Linked DNA regions of Homo sapiens: region 2 is linked to region 1. The links are chromatin contacts, found by Hi-C or POLR2A ChIA-PET in ENCODE. All regions are on one chromosome and are shown on one strand. Each heading gives the region's core, a stretch centred on a gene start or an enhancer-like site at or near the end of the contact. The rest is flanking DNA. Distances are from core to core; before and after follow the strand shown. Region 1 overlaps KIAA1671. Region 2 holds the start of TPST2 (tyrosylprotein sulfotransferase 2).

Region 1 (3,880 bases), core at 1,346-3,845:
GAGTCCTCAGGCCAACCCACGAGGAAGTTGCTATCAATATTTCTACTCTATAGATGGCAAAACTGAGTTTCTGGGAGGGCTAAGAGATTTGCTCGAGGCCCCATGCTCTATTAATAAGTGGCCCAGTAGGGAATAGAAGCCAGGAGAGACTGACTCCAAGCCCGTTTTTGCCTCCATGACTGGGTCTAAAAAGGCGCCCACAGCTCAAGTCAGATGAAAATCTCTCATGATGCAAACTGTTCCATGGCCCAAACCTCAGGCCCAACTCAAACAGCACAAAAATAGTCAGTTCTTCTATTTCAGCCACAGACATTGCTGAGACAAAGCCAAACCAGACCCTTGGCACAAACTGAAGCCACTATGATCTGAGATTCAGAAGCTGGTAACAGTAATTGCTTACGGTGTGCGTATGGAGTGCCAGGCACTACGATAAGGCCATTTGTCCCCACAATAGCTTTCAACATGTCAGGTCAACAGGGTGGTCCATCAGCCCACATCTATTTTTATTTTTTACTTCTTTTTGAGACAGGGTCTTGCTCTGTCTCCCAGGCTGGGAAGCAGTGGTACAATCCTAGCTTACTGCAGCCTCGAACTCTTGGGCTCAGGTGATCCTTCTGCCTCAGCCTGCTGAGTATTTGAGATTATAGGCGTACACCATTATACTTGGCTATTCAAAAAAAAATTCTTTTGTAGAGACTGAGTATTGCTGTGTTACCCAAGCTGGTCTCAAATTCCTGGGCTCAAGCAATCCTCCCGCTTTGATCTCACAGAGTCTTGGGATTACAGGCGTGAACCACTGCACCTGGCCAGCCCACATCTATTAAGCACCTATTATGTGCCAGGCACTGGGCCAAGGGCTGAGAGTTCAGTGGTAAACACACAAGCAACCTCCCTGCCTGACAGAGACTGCATGTAGTCATCAAATTAGCTTTGGAGTCAGATTTCCAAGTTCAAATCCCAGCTCTGCCCCTGGCCAGCTGTTGCATATCTGGTGGTTACTCAGCCTCTCAGAATCTCAGTTTTCTCTTCGGTAAAATAATAATAAAATCCACCCCTCAGGGCTATTTGTGAGGATTAATCAAGATCCCACACACTGAGGCACTTAGCGTCAAAGAGGATAATATCTTTTGCTGTTTCATGACTATTATTATTACTACTGTCACCTAGAGGTGATTACACGCTGAGTGAGGGCCACAGCCAAATGAACAAGTAGCAAGAGGGTCTGGGGAGAAAACAGTGGAACTAACCACATTTAGATTTTTTCCATTCAAAAATCTGGTCACAGAGTCAAACGTGGGGACATGAAGCTTAGAAACACAATGAAAACCACAGTGATTTCCCATCTCCAGGGAGACCAAGGCATGGAACACGGACCCTGCAGGAGGATCTTAAAAGGGCAGGTGAGGGATCTGCACCTTCCCCAAGAAGCTATCAGAAGCCCCAGCTGGGGTGTCACGCCCCACGGGCCACTCAGCAGTTCCTCACTACACTGAAAGCAGCCACCTCTGCCATGGGAGGCTGGAGTAGAGGAAGCCTGCGAGAGTCAGCCTCACAGACCCTGGGCGGGGCTGGAGAGGCAGCTGGGAAGAGCATGGGACAGGAGGTGGGGGTCCCTGCCATTATATCAGAGCCCTCCCCAGCTCCCAACAAACACCATCTCCATATTAAATGCCCACTCTAAGTCCAGCCCTGTGCCAAGGACACTAATGCCCCTTATTCTTAGCTAATCCTCAGCACAGTTCCTCCAAGGTGGGGCTGACCACTGCCACTTATAGAGAGGGAAACTGATGCCCACAGCCATGATGTGATTTACCAAAAGCCACACACCCAGTAGAGACAGGGCCAGGATTCTAGGCCAGGGTTCTCCCTCCAGAGCCCCGCCTCGCCTAGTGCCACATTCTTCTGTCATCCTCCTCGTTGCAAAGCTTGATATGCATAGAAAGCTTTCCTGTAGGCTGGGAAGTTGCTTCAACACCATGGGCCTCAGTTTCCCCATCTGAGAAACCAGAAGATCAGACTCCACGAAGTAGTAAAAATAATAGAGGGAGAGCTGGGTTCAAATACAGGCTCTAGCACTTCCTAGCCGGGGACCTTGGAGGAGATACCTAGCCTTTCAAGGCCTCAGTTTCCCTAATTGCAAAATGCAGGTAATAATGAGATCAACCCATTGGGGTTCTTATAAGGATATAATGAGACCCCTCTGAAAGGCGTTTAGTACAGGCTCAGGATTTTGTGAGCACTCAGTAGGAGTGGTGGTGGTGATGGTGACTTTTATCATCATATGACTATTGCTTATATCACTAATTACTACTGCTGTAATTGATAACCCCAAGAGAGCAGCTTGATGCCCCTAGCAAGGCCACAGGCCTTGGGACCGTCTGGCGAGGTTATCTCAGCAACAAAGGAGATTAAATAACTCACAACAGCCACACCAGAGGCTGTAGCCCTCAGCTATTCTTACTAATAGTTTGAAAGAGAAACTTAATCTCTCTCCCCATGCCCCAACTGTTGCTGGACCAGCACCAAGCTTGATGGTGATAGTGGTTTCTCCCCCCAGAAGAGAAGTGCAGCTATGAGAAGGACTCAGGCTGCCAACAGGAAGCTAAAAACATCCCACCACCAAGTGACAACTTTGCAGAAAACCTGTTGCAGCCCACGCTTGGCCCCACTTCTAAGAAGCTGACACAGGAGACAGCTCGAAATGTGAATCAAGATTTAAGGCGGGGAACAATTATGCATACAATAAACACCTGGGAATAACCTAAGTTTCCAACCACAAAGAATTGGCTACTAGATTCACCAATCCCTCTTCTGGGTATATATCCAAAGTAAATGAAACCAGTACCCCATAAACCAAGGCTGACAACAGGTAGGAATATTAAGCAGCTATTAAATATCATGGTTACAAACTTTTTAAATAACATGGCAGATTTTTTTATGCTGCCAGTGGACACACAAAAAGATAAGGACTGACAGGCTGGGTGCAGTGGCTCACGCCTGTAATCCCAGCATTTTGGGAGGCCAAGGCGGGTGGATCACCTGAGGTCAGGAGTTCGAGACGAGCCTGGCTAACACAGTGAAACCCCATCTCTACTAAAAATACAAAAATTAGCCGGGCATGGTGGCAGGCGCCTGTAATCCCAGCTACTCGGGAGGCTGAGGCAGGAGAATCGCTTGAACCCGGGAGGAGGAGGTTGCAGTGAGTCGAGATCGCGCCACTGCACTCCAGCCTGGGAACAAGAGTGAGACTTTGTCTCAAAAAAAAAAAAAAAGATGCGCACTGATGACTGGGTGCAGTGCTCACGCCTGTAATCCTGGCACTTTGGGAGATAGAGACCATCCTGGCTAACACGGTGAAACCCCATCTCTACTAAAAATAAAAATACAAAAAATTAGCTGGGTGTGGTAGCACGTGCCTGTAGTCCCAGCTACTTGGGAGGCTGAGGCAGGAGAATCGCTTGAACCCAGGAGGCAGAGGTTGCAGTGAGCCGAGATCACGCCACTGCACTCCAGCCTGGGTGACAGAGACTCCATCTCAAAAAAAAAAAGATGCGCACTGATTCACTCATTCAGCTGGCAGTGATGAGGCCCTACTAGGGATGAAACTAAAAGCGAAAAAATACAATGTGGGACCCTGAACTAGATCCTGGAACCAAAAAAGAACATTCGTGACAAAACTGGTGAAAGTAGAATAAGACAAGGTTTCTCAGCCTTGTCACAATTGACACTTTGGCCAGGATCATTCTTGGTGCTGTCGAGGGGAGGGGAGGGAAGGACCTGTCCTGTGCGTTATAGGATGTAAAGCAGCATCCTTGGTGTCTACCCACCATATGCCAGTAGCACCCCTGTCCTCAGCTGTGACAATCAAACATGTCTCCAG
Region 2 (3,874 bases), core at 1,353-3,852, 1.5 Mb before region 1:
GCTCCCCATGCCCTTCCCCTGTTGAACACCTTCCCTGTCTCTCCATCACTGCAAGAGAAAAGCCCCGACTCCTTCCCACAGCCCACAAAGCTCTGCAGCATCCAGCCCTGCAGACACCTCTGATCTCTTCTCTCACCTCCACCACATCCTGTCCACTCTGCACTTCATGCAAGGCCCCAGGCTCGCTTCCTTCCTGCTAGGCCTTTGCACCTGCTAGATTCTGTGACCAGTGCACTCTTCCAAGGATCCCCACCCATGCCTCTGGCATGTATACACACGCCTGGCCCTCCCTCCCTGGACCAGGTTAATCTCTGCTGCTCCTGCCTCATCAGTTACAGGTGCTCACTTTACTGTGAAGGCTTGTTGAAGGATCTAGCTTCCCCAACTTGGACCTTTGTCCCCCTGTTAGCTGCTGAATCTGTGCCTAGCATAGAGAGCTCAGGAAATGCCATTGCTAGAATGTTATTAAACAAATGCCCCCATTCACACCTCTTCCTCTGAACTCCATTTTTTTCATCCACAAAAGGACATTATAAAACACCCTGCTGGTGTTTAATCTATGTGTCTATCAAATCAGTCATATGAAGTCTCTAACATGCACGCAATAAACACTATGTAATGTTGTTGTATTGTTTCCAGACCAGTAATGGCTGGCTCCATGGAGGCAGCTTTATCAGTCCCAGCATTTTCCATAAGGCAAGCACTAACTATTTATTGGACACATGAATGAATTAATGAATGACCAATGAATGAACATGTGGCTGGCCATGGGCAAATTACTTAATATCTGTGTGCCCTAGTTTCTGTGTGTGTGTGTGTGTGTGTGTGTGTGTGTGTGTGTGTACTCACCCAGGATGGAGTGCAGTGGTGCGATCTACACTCACTGTAACCTCTGCCTCCTGGGTTCAAGCAATTCTCGTGCCTCAGCCTCCCAAGTAGGGGGAATTACAGGTGAGCAGCACCATGCCCTGCTCATTTTTTTTTTTTTTTTTTGAGACGGAGTCTCACTCTGTCGCCCAGGTGGGAGTGCAGTGGTGCGATCTTGGCTCACTGCAACCTCCACCTCCTGGGTTCAAGCGATTCTTCTGCCTCAGCCTCCTGAGTAGCTGGGACTACAGGCATGCACCACCATGCCCAGCTAATTTTTGTATTTTTAGTAGAAACAGGGTTTCACCATATTGGTCAGGCTGGTCTTGGATTCCTGACCTGGTGATCCACCCGCATCGGCCTCCCAAAGTGCTGGGATTGCATTTTTTTTTTTTTTTTTGAGACAGAGTCTCACTTGTTGCCCAGGCTGGAGTGCAGTGCAATCTCAGCTCACTGCAACCCTTGCCTCCCAGGTTCAAGCGATTCTCCTGTCTCAGCCTCCTGAGTAGCTGGGACTACAGGCATGTACCACCACACCCGGCTAATTTTTGTATTTTTAGTAGAGACAGGGTTTCGCCATGTTGGCCTGGCTGGTCTCGAACTCCTGACCTCATGTGATCCACCCACCTTGGCCTCCCAAAGTCATTTTCGTATTTTTATTAGAAACGAGGTTTCACCATTTTGGCCAGGCTGGTCTTGAACTCCTAGCCTCAAGTGATCCGCCCGCCTCGCCTCCCAAAGTGCTAGAATCACAGGTGTGAGCCATGCACCTGACCCAGAAATTTATTTTAAACAGATAATATATACATATGGCAAATAGAAAGTTAAAAGAGAACAAAGAACCAAAGTTCACAATGAAAAGTAAGCCTGCATGCCTACCCTACCTTTTCTTCAGGTATTCAATGCACAAGCATACGATGCATAGATAGCTCTATTATTTTTCCAATTTTACACATGAAGAAGCAGAAGCACTGAAAGGTTATAGAACTTAGACTGTGCTAAGATTTATCAGTCAGGAGTTTTGTTTCATTTGTGTATATCAGGGCTTCACAACCTTTACGCTATTCGGCATTTTTTGCAGGGTTTTTTTTGGGGGGGTAGTGGCAGGGCTGGGGGTGGAAAGGGTGTCCTATGCACCGCAGAATGTTTAGCAGCATTCCAGGCCTCTACTCACTAGATGCCAGTATCGCCTCTCCACTTCCCCAGTTATGACAACCAAAAATGTCTTCAGAGATTGCCAAATGTCGTGGTGGTGGAGGGATGTCAGGGCAAAATCCCTGATAAATGGAGAGAATGTGGTATATCCACAAAAACTCCCTCCAAAACCACTGGTGTGTATGACTATACATCAGACCACCCCTTTCTTTTTTCTGTGTTTTACACAAACAGTAGCACGAATACACCCCGCTGCGGGTCTACTTTTCTTTTCTTACACCACTTTTTGGTGATCATTCCACTTCATTGCTTACAGGCAGAAAGGAACTTCTCTTAAACAGAACTGACCGGGAGAAGTGGTGAGCTGCCCGTCCTAGGGGTAAGCCAGCGAGCAGACAGGGGCTTCCAGGGCGGCGGGGCGGGGTTCCCGGGGCGAGCCTCCGGGAAACTTCCCGACCAGCCTCTGCTCACCTCGCGGTCCCGAGGCGCAGTGGAGGGGATGGGGCGGGGCGGGGCGGGGCCGCGTATCGGGCCCGCCCCCGTACGTCACGTCGCCGCGGCCCCGCCCCCGCGCGGGCACCTCCCCCTTCCCCGGCTGGGGCGGCTGGAGAGCCGGGAGTCGCTGGGTGCGTGGGGCTGCCTCGCCGCGTCTCGCCACGGTAGGTGGCCCTGGGGCGGCAGGGGGTGGCCTCGGGTTGCAACCGGGGGCGCGGGCTGGGGGCCGTGCGGGTCGGCCTCGGGCGCCTGGCAGCCCTCCGTCCTGGCGGCTGCCTCCGGGCCCGGCGCGACTGCTCGGGCTCCGGGGCTGGGAGCTGGGATCTGGGAGGCAGGCAGGCGGCGCGGGCGCGCGGTTCTGGGATCCGCACCCGCTCGGCGTCCCGAGCGCTTTCCGCGGGGTGCGGCATCCACCGGGCCCCCGTTACCACGCTTCCCGCTTCGGACCCAGCGCCTGGGAGACGCTCAGCGTCTGTTGGCGGGGGGACTGGGGGGGAGGGCGGCGCGTCCCCGCCTCCGGAGTCCCCAACCTCGCCCAGGCGCGCGGGGACCCCCAGGCGGGCGCCAGGGCGCGTGGAAGTTAACTTGCAGCAGCCGTGGAGTTGCGAGGAGCGTCAGAAGTGGAGGCGTTGGGGGCGGAAATCGTCGGCTGGGGAGGTGGGCGCTGGGAGCACTGGGTTGGGGAGCCCTAGTGAACTTGGAGGTCACTGGTGAGGAGTGGAGAGGAATTTGACCCGAGGATCCCACCCCAACCCCCAACCTCCCTCCGTAAACTCCGCTTCTCGGTGTGAGCTGGATGGGAGGTGCCCGGAAAGCCGGGACTGGGACTGGTAGCAGGGGACTGGGAGCATGGGCTCAGAGGCTGAGCACGCCTGACCTGGCAGAGTCGTTGTTAGATGGGACAGAGGTCGAGGTCTGGCATTCCCACTCAAAGGCCCGTTCCCTAGGGAAGGAACCATCCACCTCAGCAGAGTCATTAGAAAGAACCGTGCCTAACCTCTTGCCCCCTTCCCCTTTTACAGATGGGGAGACTGAGGCTTGGAGAGGTCACCTGCCCGTGACCCTAGGATTCACAGCTAGGATGTGGCAGAGCTGAAACTCACTCACAGGCCTCCTGACTTAATGTCCTTGGGGATGTTGAGGAGGCGGGCTGTTGAACTCCTACTTATCCTACAGAAGCCCCCTCAAGCAGCACCTCCTCCGGGAAGCCTTCCCTGGCATTCTCCTGGTATTGTTGGGTGCTTCCTGTTTTGAACCCCACAGAGTTAGCCAGCCCTTTTTCTCACTTCCCAACAGACATTCCCTTGCATGTCTGTCTGCCAGACTGGGCTGTGGGTGGACACCTCTCCCTAGCCTC

The links. Hi-C counts contacts between places; a loop is a spot of excess contacts on that map. ChIA-PET counts read pairs that join two places held with the same protein, here RNA polymerase II (POLR2A). Pooled maps may share reads with other maps.
Region 2: a pooled map shows a loop between it and region 1 (7-fold over the local background). The contact joins the promoter of TPST2 here to the enhancer-like site in region 1. A Hi-C loop is called at or near these places in 1 of 168 maps with a recorded cell type or tissue (CD8-positive, alpha-beta T cell) and 5 of 50 pooled maps. POLR2A ChIA-PET finds 5 or more read pairs at or near these places in 1 of 52 experiments (activated CD4-positive, alpha-beta T cell).

Annotation. Positions count from the first base shown.
Region 1 is chr22:25,075,171-25,079,050 of GRCh38, reverse strand. The region is part of intron 6 of KIAA1671; the gene reads right to left. Among named protein-coding and RNA genes, the nearest start is that of KIAA1671-AS1, 36 kb to the left of the region's middle. Within about 2 kb of position 2,595, at least 2 of the 41 ENCODE cell types and tissues checked have a DNase peak (open chromatin) inside an H3K27ac peak, as active enhancers do; they include CD8-positive, alpha-beta T cell, where a contact is called at or near this core.
Region 2 is chr22:26,588,860-26,592,733 of GRCh38, reverse strand. TPST2 (tyrosylprotein sulfotransferase 2) reads left to right here and starts at 2,602. Exons shown (of 7, transcript NM_003595.5): 1 at 2,602-2,681. It also overlaps a transcript of CRYBA4 not described here. RefSeq lists enhancers at 2,248-2,387, 2,904-3,404 and silencers at 2,498-2,867, 2,878-3,057.